Regions from separate parts of the Homo sapiens genome. Here region 1 is linked to region 2. A link is an interaction called in ENCODE POLR2A ChIA-PET data of the cell type or tissue named here. Cell type or tissue: IMR-90. All regions are shown on one strand. Links, peaks and the distances in the headings refer to the core of each region. The heading gives the core; the rest is flanking DNA.

Region 1 (5,235 bases), core at 1-5,000, 910 kb before region 2:
CAGAGCTGGATGTGGGAGATAGACTTGGCTGGAGACATGCCCCACAGCCAGGGAGGGGCCTTTTCTCACAGTCAAGCCTGGGCTTCTCCTTGGGATTAGTGCTCAGCCTCTCCTGGCCTGCAGCCACAGATTAGTCCTCCTTGGCCACGGGGCACAAGGGGGCAGGGGCCTGAGGTTTATAAAGACAGTGTCAACTGGGCGAGGGGCCTCACTCGTGTAATCCCAGCATTTTAGGGGGCTGAGGCAGGAGGATCTCTTGAGCTCGGGAGTTCAAGACCAGCCTGGGCAACATGGCAAAACCCCATTTCTACAAGCCACTTGGGAGGCTGAGGTGGGAGGACTGCTTGTGCCTGGGAGATTGAGGCTGCAGTGAGCCAAGATTACACCACTGCACTCCAGCCTGGGCAACAGAGGGAGACCTTGTCTTAAAACAAAAGACAGTGTCACTGTGGGGTGCTGACTCAGCCAGCTCTGCTAGGTCTACTTGTAGAGACTTGGAGCTTCTCCTATTACTTGGGTCCAGAGCTCCACCAGGCACACTTGCAAAGGACAGTCTTCCTTTGGCAATGGGATATCAGCCTGTGGCCTGTCTCTCCTTACTCAGCAGGCCTTTGATCTCTGATGTGGGACTTCCTTTGGAGTGATTGCATTTGGCTAGGATGAAGACTGTGCCAGCCCCTTTAGGCCTTGTTTCCTGGGCCTGGACTTCTCACTGGTGGGAGACTTCAGGCTTCTGTTAGCAGCCAGTGCCACTTTCTGATTTGGGGTGATTTGAGCAGTCATTGCATCTTTGCATGATTTTGTTTTTTGCCATTACTGGAGTCTTCCCTAGCAAGAGTTGCTTGGGCTTCTGTTACAAGACTTTGTCATTCCGGGCCAGGCGCGTTGGCTCACGCCTGTAATCCTAGCACTTTAGGAGGCTGAGGTGGGCGGATCACTTGAGGTCAGGAGTTTGAGACCAGCCTGGCCAACATGGTGAAACCTCGCCTCTACTAAAAGTACAAAAATGTTCCGGGTGTGGTGTCTCACACCTGTAATCACAGCACTTTGGGAGGCCGAGGCGGACAGATCACGAGATCAGGAGACCATCCTGGCCAACATGGTGAAACCCCGTCTCTACAAAAAAATACAAAAATTAGCTGGGCATGGTGGCACTCATCTGTAGTCCCAGCTACTTGGGAGGCTAATGTAGGAAAATCGCTTGAACCCAGGAGACGGAGGTTGCAGTGAGCCGAGATCGCGCCACTGCACTCCAGCCTGGGCGACAGAGTGAGAACTCCATCTCAAAAAAAAAAAAAAAGAACAAAAATTAGCCGGACATGGTAGCGGGCACCTATAATCCCAGCTACTTGGGAGGCTGAGGCAGGAGAATCGCTTGAACCTGGGAGGTGGAGGTTGCAATGAGCCGAGATCATGCCACTGCATTCCAGCCTGAACGACAGAGCGAGACTCCATCTCAAAAACAAACAAGACTTTGCCATACCCTTGCGTAACACATAGCTACTTGAAGCACCTAGGACTGGCCTGGAAGTCAGATCTACACCAGTGGTTTCTCCTTCTAGAGGGCCCTGTTGCTAGGGACTGGATTTACCCTCACAAGCAGGAACTGGGCTTTAATTAAATAGTGGAGTAGAGAGCATCTTTCTGAGCCCCGTGGTCCTTGGTTACTAAGGAGGAGTCTTCCTTAGGAACCAACTTCCAGGATGGGAGGACTTTAGGTATAATCCTCTGGGGAGGTCTCAGGATAGTCCCCTTTCCTAAGAGACAGCTCTTCTCTCAGTCAGGTCCTACTGGGGAGGAGGCTATTCTCTGGCCTCAGTTCAAGGCCAGCAGGTCAGAGGCTGGCCACAGTCATTGAAACCACTTAGACCTCACTTTTGTTTGCCAAGGATGGATGAGGTTGCCTTGGCAACCAGGTCAGAAGGCCCCAGCTCTGCGAGGATTTTATGGGACACCAAACCCCATCACCAGGGCACCAAGCTTTCCTTAGCAACCAGGATCTGGAAAGGCAATGTGCAGGGCAGGGCAGTGCTCTTCATTGGGAGAAGCCCTCAGACCATGAAGGCCTTGTTGCTAGGGAACAAGCATCCTTAGCAAGCAAGAGCTAACTGCATGCAGGCCTTTATCATGTGGGGAGGGCTGGGGTCCGCTTTGCAGAGTGGAGACTTGAAGCGAGTTGCTTGAGGGTGGGGGGTCTATCTCATGCCTTTACTGTTGCTAGGGGCCCAATCTCCTTAGCAACCAGGGCCCTAGAAAGGCAGACCCTTGGGTACCTATCCCAGCAGAGACCTGGTGTGGTTTAGGCCCCGCTGCTGGGGCTCCCTTCCTCTCTCGCTGGGACCTGGGTCCCTCTGGACCTCAGTGCTCTCCCCCTCTTCTCCTGCAGGATGAGAAATACTGGAGCCGGCGGTACAAGAACAACGAGGCAGCCAAGCGGTCCCGTGACGCCCGGCGGCTCAAGGAGAACCAGATATCGGTGCGGGCGGCCTTCCTGGAGAAGGAGAACGCCCTGCTGCGGCAGGAAGTTGTGGCCGTGCGCCAGGAGCTGTCCCACTACCGCGCCGTGCTGTCCCGATACCAGGCCCAGCACGGGGCCCTGTGAGGCTGCCCCACATCCCCACCTGGCGGAGCTCTCCTCCGCCTTGCTGAGACTTACGCCCTGTTCCCTTCCTGCCCTGTGGCCCACGGGCCGGCCAGCTGGGTGCCCCAGGGACGTGATAATGCAGATAAATACATTTATATTTTTAAGAAAAAGCGAGCCTCCCCCCTCCCTTGCGGGGGCGGGGAGGGTTCTCTGTGTGTGTCCCCGGCACGTCAGGGACCCTATCCTCCCACCGCCTCCGTTAACACGATCCTGAATAAATCTTGAGAACCCCAGAGCCAGCTGTTGTGGAAGAAGAGGGCAGCTCCCTGGCATACTGGCTGCAGCCCGTGGGCAGCTCCGGGCTGTCGTCCATAGAGGGCAGGCGCTGCTGGAAGTGCTGGAGTCTGAGTCCTCCCGCGGGCTGTCGGATGGAGGAAGGGCAGAAGGTCTGAGAGGAATGAAGCGACTGCCTTTATTGCATAGACCTTTTCAATTGCTTTTTAGATTGGGGACGGAGGACGCGCATGAGACGAACAGGGGATATGAATTTCCCCGCCCCCACCCGCGGGGAGAGGAACATTAGTGCAAATCCTAGCGCCGGCCCCGGGGAACCTGCCCCTCCTGGGCTGATTGGCCAGCTAAATGGAGGCACCGGAGTGGATGGGGCGAGGCTGCGGGCCCTGACCGGCCGACTCACTGAGGCCTACCCCAGCCAGTACATTCCAGGTCCTGTCATTGGGCGACGCGTAAAATAGACTCCGCCCTCAGCCATCCTGGCCGGGTAGGAGCAGGTGGCAAGCGTCAGGACTGAGCCCTGCCCCGTAAGGGCGGCCCCAGATCAGACGCCAGGCCCCGCCCTCATTGATCAGGCACTACCCTCGGGACGAGCCCATTTCTCTTTAACCGTGACGACGCCCACCTTCCAGCATCACGTCTGGTCCCATGAAAGCGAGCGCAATCCTGAGACGGGGCCAGGGCCCCTGCCACCACAACTCTAGCAGCCAGGCCACACCCCCTAGCTCAGGCTCCGCCCCATTGGAATGTAGGCCCCGCCCCCGGCGGGTACCAAGCTTGTTTAGTTTCAGGGCTCCCGCCCCGGGCAGCCAGGAGGCCCAGTGAGCAGTGTACCGATGCCAGGGTGCATCTGTGCCTGTAGCGGCCCATACTCCACCTGCTCCCCGTCCACTGTGAGCACGCCGCGTGGTGTGAGCGGCTCTAGGCGGAAGGCACGGGCCGCGGCGTAGCCCAGCTGCGGACAGCCCAGGCTGAAGTGGCTACCACGCTCCATGGCCAAGAAAAGGCGCAGCAGCGCAGCCCGCGAGATGCCGCTACGCACCCAGCACAGGTGCACCAGGCCGTCGTCGAAGCGCGCATGCGGAGCTGCCACCAGGTCAGCGCCTAGGTGGCTGGGCGAGATGGCCAACATGAGCACAAAGTCCCCCTCCAGCGTCACCCAGTCTGGGGGCAGCGGGGTGCCCAGCGGAGGCAGCAGGTGGTCGGGCGGGCCGCAGGTGGAGGCCCCTACCCGGGCATCAGGGGTGGGAAGTGGGAGCCCAGAGGATGGGGGAATTACGGGGGCCCCTTCGGAGACGGGTGAGTGTAGAGCTGCCTTGGGAGAGCCAGGAGGTGAAGACAGCAGTGGGTCCGGGGACAGCGGAGCATCCCCAGCCCCACCCCAGTCCCCAGCCAGCTCTGGGCCCCCACCGTTGAGGGACAGGATGGGCAGGGGTTCTGGCGAGCCAGGAGAGGCCAGGGCAGGCTGGGGCAGGGGAAGAGGCAGGTCAGACACAGAACGATGCAGGGGTGAGTGGGCCATGGGCGGGGCTGGGTCTGGGGTTAGGGTCAGCTCCGACTTGGCACGAGGCAGGCTATGGGCAGGGGTGGGCGAGGCAGGTTCCACAGTGGCGGGGAGGTAGGAGAGGCGTCCGCGGTAGGTGTGCAGTGTGGCGAGGCCCAGCACCGTGCCCAGTGTGAAGCGGGCACTGCCCAAGGCCCTGAAGCGCTCGCTCTGGATATCCACATCTGACACGAAGCCCCAGGCCACAGACAGGAAGGAGAAACAGCGGGAGCCCGAGGCCAGCGTCACGGAGAGCAGGTCCAGTGGGTGGCCACCACCCCGGCACAGCAACAGTGAGCAGTTGAGCAACAGGTCGAGGCCCAGGGCTGGCTCAAATCTTCACAGCCGGAGATGGACGGACACACAGAAGGAAGGAGCAAACAGGGGTTGGGGAAAGAGACAGGTAGGAAAGCAGCTGGCAATGAGACCACGAAGGCCATGGCCCAGGCCCACCACAGCCGTGGGGCCACCTCCAGGCGACTCCTTACGGGGCCAGGTTCCTGGTCATCTTTCATTTGCTCCCTACAATTCACTGAGTGCCTCCCATGCCAGGCAGAGTTCTGGGCGCTCGGGATACAGCTGGGAAGCAGGCAGGCAAAAATGTCCAGGAGCTGGGGGTGAGCATCCCACAGGCAGGCTGATTTACTTGACTGACTGTGGGTTTGGCTGAGTGGGAGATATAGGGGTCCCTATCACCCCAGGAGGGGCTCATCCCTCCCTTCGTGGTATCCTCAACCTACCCCCCGTGCTGGTTCACTGCTCCGGCCAGCGCGTTGCCCGAGCCGCAGGGGAGGATGCCCACAGGCATCTTCAC
Region 2 (5,471 bases), core at 258-5,257:
CCTGTGGTCTCAGCTACTTGGGGCAGGCTAAGGAGGAAGGATCACTTGAGCCCAGGAGTTCAAGGCTGTGGTGAGCTGTGATTGCATCATTGCATTCCAGCCAGGGCAAGAGAGCGAGACTCCATCTCTTAAAAAAGAAGGAAGAAGAGGGAACGAAAGAGGATGTAAGGAAGGAGGAAGGGAGGAGGGAGGAAGGGAGAGAGGAACAGAGGAAGGAAGGAAGGAAGGAGGAAGGGGAGGAAGAAAGAGAAGAAGGAGGAGGAGGAGGGAGAAGAAGAGGAGGAGGAGGAAAGAGAGAAGAAAGAAGAAAAAGAGGAAGAAGAAGAAGAGAAGGAGGAGGAGGAGGAAGAGGAAGAAGAAATAGAAATACCAGGACAGAGAAGCCAGGGTGACACGGAGTTGACACAGAAATCCAAAGGCAGAGGAATGAGTCTCTCCATACAGTTCTTCCTCCCGGCTTCACTCTGTGCCAGAATGACCCAACTTCAAGAGAACTAACTAACCTGGGCCCTGATAAGTCAGGGACTCACAGCACTGGTAGGAGAGGACCGAGGAAACCTCCTCCAAGAATGCGCGCCCAGCCCTCAGGACTACTCACTCGCACCAGCCGGGCCCTCTTCACCAGGTCGTTGAGCTTGCGCAAGGCTGCGTGCCGGGGCAGGCCCTGGATGTCGCGGAAGAGGTCCTGCTCCTCCAGCTCGAAGAGGCGCCGGTTGTCGGGCACGAGGAGGGGCTGGGACCAGAAGGAGCCGATGTAGACGCGCAGCACCTCGGGCGTGCCCACCACCTTGCCCAGCGCCCACATGAGCGCGCCGTAGACGCGCATCAGCTGCTGCGTCTCCACCATGTCGGCCTTGTTGAGCACCACGCGGATCTTGTCCTCATGGCCCCGCAACGCGCCGATGGCCTCTGAGAACTCGTCCGAGATCTCCAGCTTGTGCGCATCAAAGAGCAGGATGATGAGGTCCACGCGCTCCGCGAACCAGCGCAGCACGGCCGGGAAGTCGTAGCCTGGAGTGGGAGTGGAGAGACAGGGGCGCAAGGGGCAGAAATCAGACCCCCACCCTCCAGCCATTCTCAGTAGTATCCCATTCTCTTGCATATTGGACTGTAAAGATGTTCACGTTGTTGGCTGTCCAAATCCTGTCTGGGCAAAATAGCCAAGGCCCTCAGTGGGCACTACTGCTCTGGCTCTCCAGTGCCCAGAATTTCCCCCCTCGCTCTGGCCCCAGCCCCTCAAGCCATCTGGCTACAGGGGGCAATCATCCCCCTTTTCCTTTGCTCGAGCACAATGGCGGGATCACGCCTCCCTGCAACCTCTGCTTCCCGGAGCTCAGGTGATCCTCCCACCTCAGCCTCCCTAGTAGCTGGGACTGCAGGCGCGCATCACCACACCTGGCTAATTTTTTTTTTTTTTTTTTTTTTTGAGTAGAGATGGGATCTCACTATGTTACCCGGGCTGCCGGGCTAGTCTCAAACTCCTGAGCTCAACTGATCCTCCTGCCTCAGCCTCCAAAATGTTGGGATTACAGGCGTGGGCCACCGCGCCCAGCCTCACGGCCTCCATTTTTTCATTTGCTCATTCATTAAGCAGTTATTACAGGTGTGCGTCGGTATGTACATATAGGTTGTTAAAAATACTGACATGTTTGCTAAGAGATCCCCCTGTGCTTCTATGGAACCCCCAAGCCTGCCACATGCCTCTATCACCCCAGCTCCTCCCCAGGACCTGTTGTATCTCCCCACGATCCAGCAACTAGAGTTCATGCTGGATAGCTGTGCTCTTGCCATAGCAGATGATAATTTTTTTTTTTTTTTTTTTTTTTTTTTTTTTTTTTTTTGAGACAGAGTCTCACTCTGTCGCCCAGGCTGGAGTGCAGTGGCATGAATGTGGCTCACTGCAACCTCCACCTCCACCTCCCAGGTTCAAGCAATTCTCCTGCCTCAGCCTCCCGAGTAGCTGGGATTACAGGCATGCACCACCACCCTGGCTAATTTCTGTATTTTTAGTAGAGACGGGGTTTCACCATGTTGGCCAGGCTGAGAAGTTAAATATTTTGCATTTATTTAGCAATACTTACTGAGAGTCTCATGTGTGCCAAGCCCTGTCCTGGGAGCCTGGGATACCGCAGAGAACACACAGACAAGATTCTTGCTCTTATGAAGCACCCATCCCAGCCATGGGTTCCCATGCTCATTCATTCATTCCTTTCACCATTCATTTCCTCATTCACTCCTTCATCCACTCATTCTCACCTTTGCTTCTTCACTCATTTATTCACCAACAAGCAATGCTGAGGAGAGCAGAGAGAAGCGATTGAGACCCCCTGACTTAGCTGTCTGGAAGACCTGGAGTTGAGTCCCTCCTCTGCCCCCATCCACTGTGTGACCTTAGGCAAGTAGCTTAACCTCTCTGAACTTGTGTTTTCTTTTCTGTAAAATGCAAATCATAGGACTGTTGTGAAGCCAGGTGTGATGGCTCAAACCTGTAATCCCAGCACTTTGGGAGGCTGAAGTGGGCAGATCAATTGAGGCCAGGAGTTCAAGACCAGCCTAGCCCTAAAAATACAAAAAAATTAGCCCGGTGTTGGTGGCTCATGCCTATGGTCCCACATATTCAGAAGGCTGAGGCACGAGAATCGCTTGAGCCTGGGAGGCAGAGGTTGCAGTGAGCCGAGATAGCATCACTGCACTCCAGTCTGGGCGACAGAGTGAGACTCTGTCTCAAAAAAAAAAAAAGACTGTTGTGAAGATTAAAAGAATATAAATGAGCTAATATATATAAAGAGCTTAAAATAATGCCTGGCATTGAACTGTACATTTAAAAATGATGGAAGTGGCCAGACAGAGTGGCTCACACCTGTAATCCCAGCACTTTGGGAGGTAGAGGCAGGAGGATCGCTTGAGCCTGGGAGTTTGAGACCAGCCTGGGCAAGATGACAAGACCCTGTCTCTACAGAAAAAAATAAAATAAAAAATTATCCACACATGTTGGCATGCATCTGTAGTCTCAGCTACTCAGGAGGAGGAAGCAAGAGGATCACTTGAGCCCAGCAGTTGGAGGCTGCAGTGAGCCATGATTGCGTCATTGCACTCCAGCCTGCAGACAGAGCAAGACCTTGTCTCTTTAAAAAAAAAAATGGTTGAGCTTTTTTTTTTTTTTTTTTTTCAGACGGAGTCTCGCTGTCGCCCAGGTTGGAGTGCAGTGGCGCGATCTCAGGTCACTGCAACCTCTGCCTCTCGAGTTCAAGCAATTCTCCTGCCTCAGCCTCCCGAGTAGCTGGGATTACAGGTGCCACCACACCCAGCTAATTTCTGTATTTTTAGTAGAGATGGGTTTTCACCATGTTGGCCAGGATGGTCTCCATCTCTTGACCTCATTATCCGCCCACCTCAGCCTCCCAAAGTGCTGAGATTACAGGCATGAGCCACTGAGCCCGGCCATAATGGTTGAGTTTTTATGGCGTGTACGTTAATCCTCAATGAAACTGTTTTTTTAAAAACAGTGCTGGATGTACGGTAAGCACTCAGCAAGTCATGGTGATGTCACCCACTGGGAAGCACCCTCTGTGGTCCCTGCTGTGTGTGTGGAGGCTGAGGCAGTTTCAGCTTTGTCCTTACATCTCTCAGCCCACTGGGGACACAGACCTGGCCCCTGAGTGGTCAGCCCAGGGTGGGCAGGGGGATCCAGGGAGCTGTGGGAGCCCAGGGCCAGTGCCTGACCCAACCCCCAGCCTGGGGGTCAAGGAGGACTTCCAGGAGGAGGGAAGGCAGAGTGGGAACCCGGAGGACGAAGAGTTAACTGGCAGAACAAGGAGCTAGCCCTGATTTACTGACTTCATGCCCTCCAGCTAGAGCTCACTCAGTGACTCTTCACAACAACCCCAGGAGGTGGGCACTGTTCTGACCCCATTTTCCAGATGAGGAAACTGAGGCACAGAGAAGTTAGGGGACTAGCTAGGCGTGGTGGCTCACGCCTGCAATCCCAGCACTTTGGGAGGCTGAGGCGGGTGGATCACCTGAGGTCAGGAGTTCGAGACCAGCCTGACCAACATAGTGAAACCCCGTCTCCACTAAAAATACAAAAAAATTAGCTGGGTGTGGTGGTGGGCACCTGTAATCCCAGCTATTCGGGAGGCTGAGGCAGGAGAATCACTTGAACCCAGGAGGCGGAGGTTGCAGTGAGCCAAGGTCCTGCCACTGCACTCCAGCCTGGGCAACAAGAGCGAAACTCCGTCTCAAAAAAAAAAAAAGAGAGAGAAGTTAGGGGACTTACTCAAGACACACAGGTAAGAGGCGACAGAAGAGGAGTCCCATGGGCCCCTATGCTCCTCCGGGGAGCTGGTGCTTGCACCCATCCTGCCTGAGAGGAAGCAGCCTCCTTGCGGGCAACGCAGGGACCGGGATGGGGTTGGGGGCCGTTGTTTTGGGGGAGGAAGGGCCAAGTCACTGGAGGGACAGCAACTGGAGCCCCCCCTCCCTCCCGGTGTCTCCACAAACACACATACTGGCCCAGATTCGGAAAGTGTGTCTCATGGGGCGGGGAGGGAAGAAGGGAGAGAGGTTGAGTCAGTGTGGGATGGGAGACGTGGCAAAAAGGAACCTTGGGCCCACAACGGCACTCACCCAGCGAAAACAGGCATTGTTGGCACTTCCATAGCGCCTACTGTGTGCACACACAAGTGTGCACCTTCTAAGTGCTTTGTATGTTTTAACTAATTTAACCTTTAGGACAACTATGAGGCCGCTAGTATTATTATTCCCAGTGTGTGTGTGTGTGTGTGTGTGTGTGTGTGTGTGTGTGTGTGTGTGTTTTGTTTTTCTGTTTGTTTATTTTTGAGACCAAGTCTCACTCTATCGCCCAGGCTGGAGTGCAGTGTCATGAGCTCGGCTCACTGCAACCTCCACCTCCTGGGTTCAAGCAATTCTTCTGCCTCAGCCTCCCGAGTAGGTGGGATTACAGGCAAGCACCACCACACCCAGCTAATTTTTGTATTTTTAGTATAGACAGGGTTTCACCATGTTGCCCAGGCTGGTCTCGAACTCCTGACCTCAGGTAATCTGCCCACCTTGGCCTCTCAAACTGCTGGGATTACAGGCGTGAACCACTGCGCCCAGCCCATTATTCCCATTTTGCAGGTAAGAAAACTGAGGCAAAGAGAGGTTAAGTGGCTTGCCTAAGGTCCCACAGTTTAAAAGCAGCAGAAAATAGGCTGGGCGGTGGCTCATGCCTGTAATCCCAACACTTTGGGAGGCCGAGGTGGGTGGATCACGAGGTCAGGAGTTCAAGACCTGCCTGGCTAAGACGGCGAAACCCCGTCTCTACTAAAAATACAAAAAAATTAGCCGGGCATGGTGGCAGGCGCCTGTAATCCCAGCTACTCCGGAGGCTGAGGCAGAGAATTGCTTGAACCCAGGAGGCGGAGGTTGCAGCGAGCCGAGGTCGCACCACTGCACTCCAGCCTGGAAGA

Evidence for each region. Peaks named below come from ENCODE experiments on the same cell type or tissue, not always from the same donor. Only the 100,000 strongest peaks of a DNase experiment are listed, where the experiment ranks them.
Region 1: POLR2A ChIA-PET joins it to region 2 with 5 read pairs; 2 of 35 experiments call an interaction of 5 or more read pairs at or near these places.

Annotation. Positions count from the first base shown.
Region 1 is chr19:48,628,204-48,633,438 of GRCh38, reverse strand. It overlaps SPHK2 (sphingosine kinase 2), which reads right to left. Exons shown (of 7, transcript NM_020126.5): 6 at 5,162-5,235; 7 at 3,034-4,758. The coding sequence ends at 3,666. It overlaps DBP (D-box binding PAR bZIP transcription factor), which reads left to right. Exons shown (of 4, transcript NM_001352.5): 4 at 2,387-3,409. The coding sequence ends at 2,602. Among named protein-coding and RNA genes, the nearest start is that of DBP, 6.6 kb to the left of the region's middle. In IMR-90, for the core only: a CTCF peak has its summit at 2,961; no DNase peak of the experiment used is centred there; H3K27ac peaks cover 433 bases.
Region 2 is chr19:47,721,352-47,726,822 of GRCh38, reverse strand. EHD2 (EH domain containing 2) reads right to left here. Exons shown (of 6, transcript NM_014601.4): 4 at 599-1,011. Among named protein-coding and RNA genes, the nearest start is that of EHD2, 11 kb to the right of the region's middle. RefSeq lists an enhancer at 559-1,325. In IMR-90, for the core only: no CTCF peak of the experiment used is centred there; DNase peaks (open chromatin) are centred at 3,082 and 3,542; H3K27ac peaks cover 3,019 bases.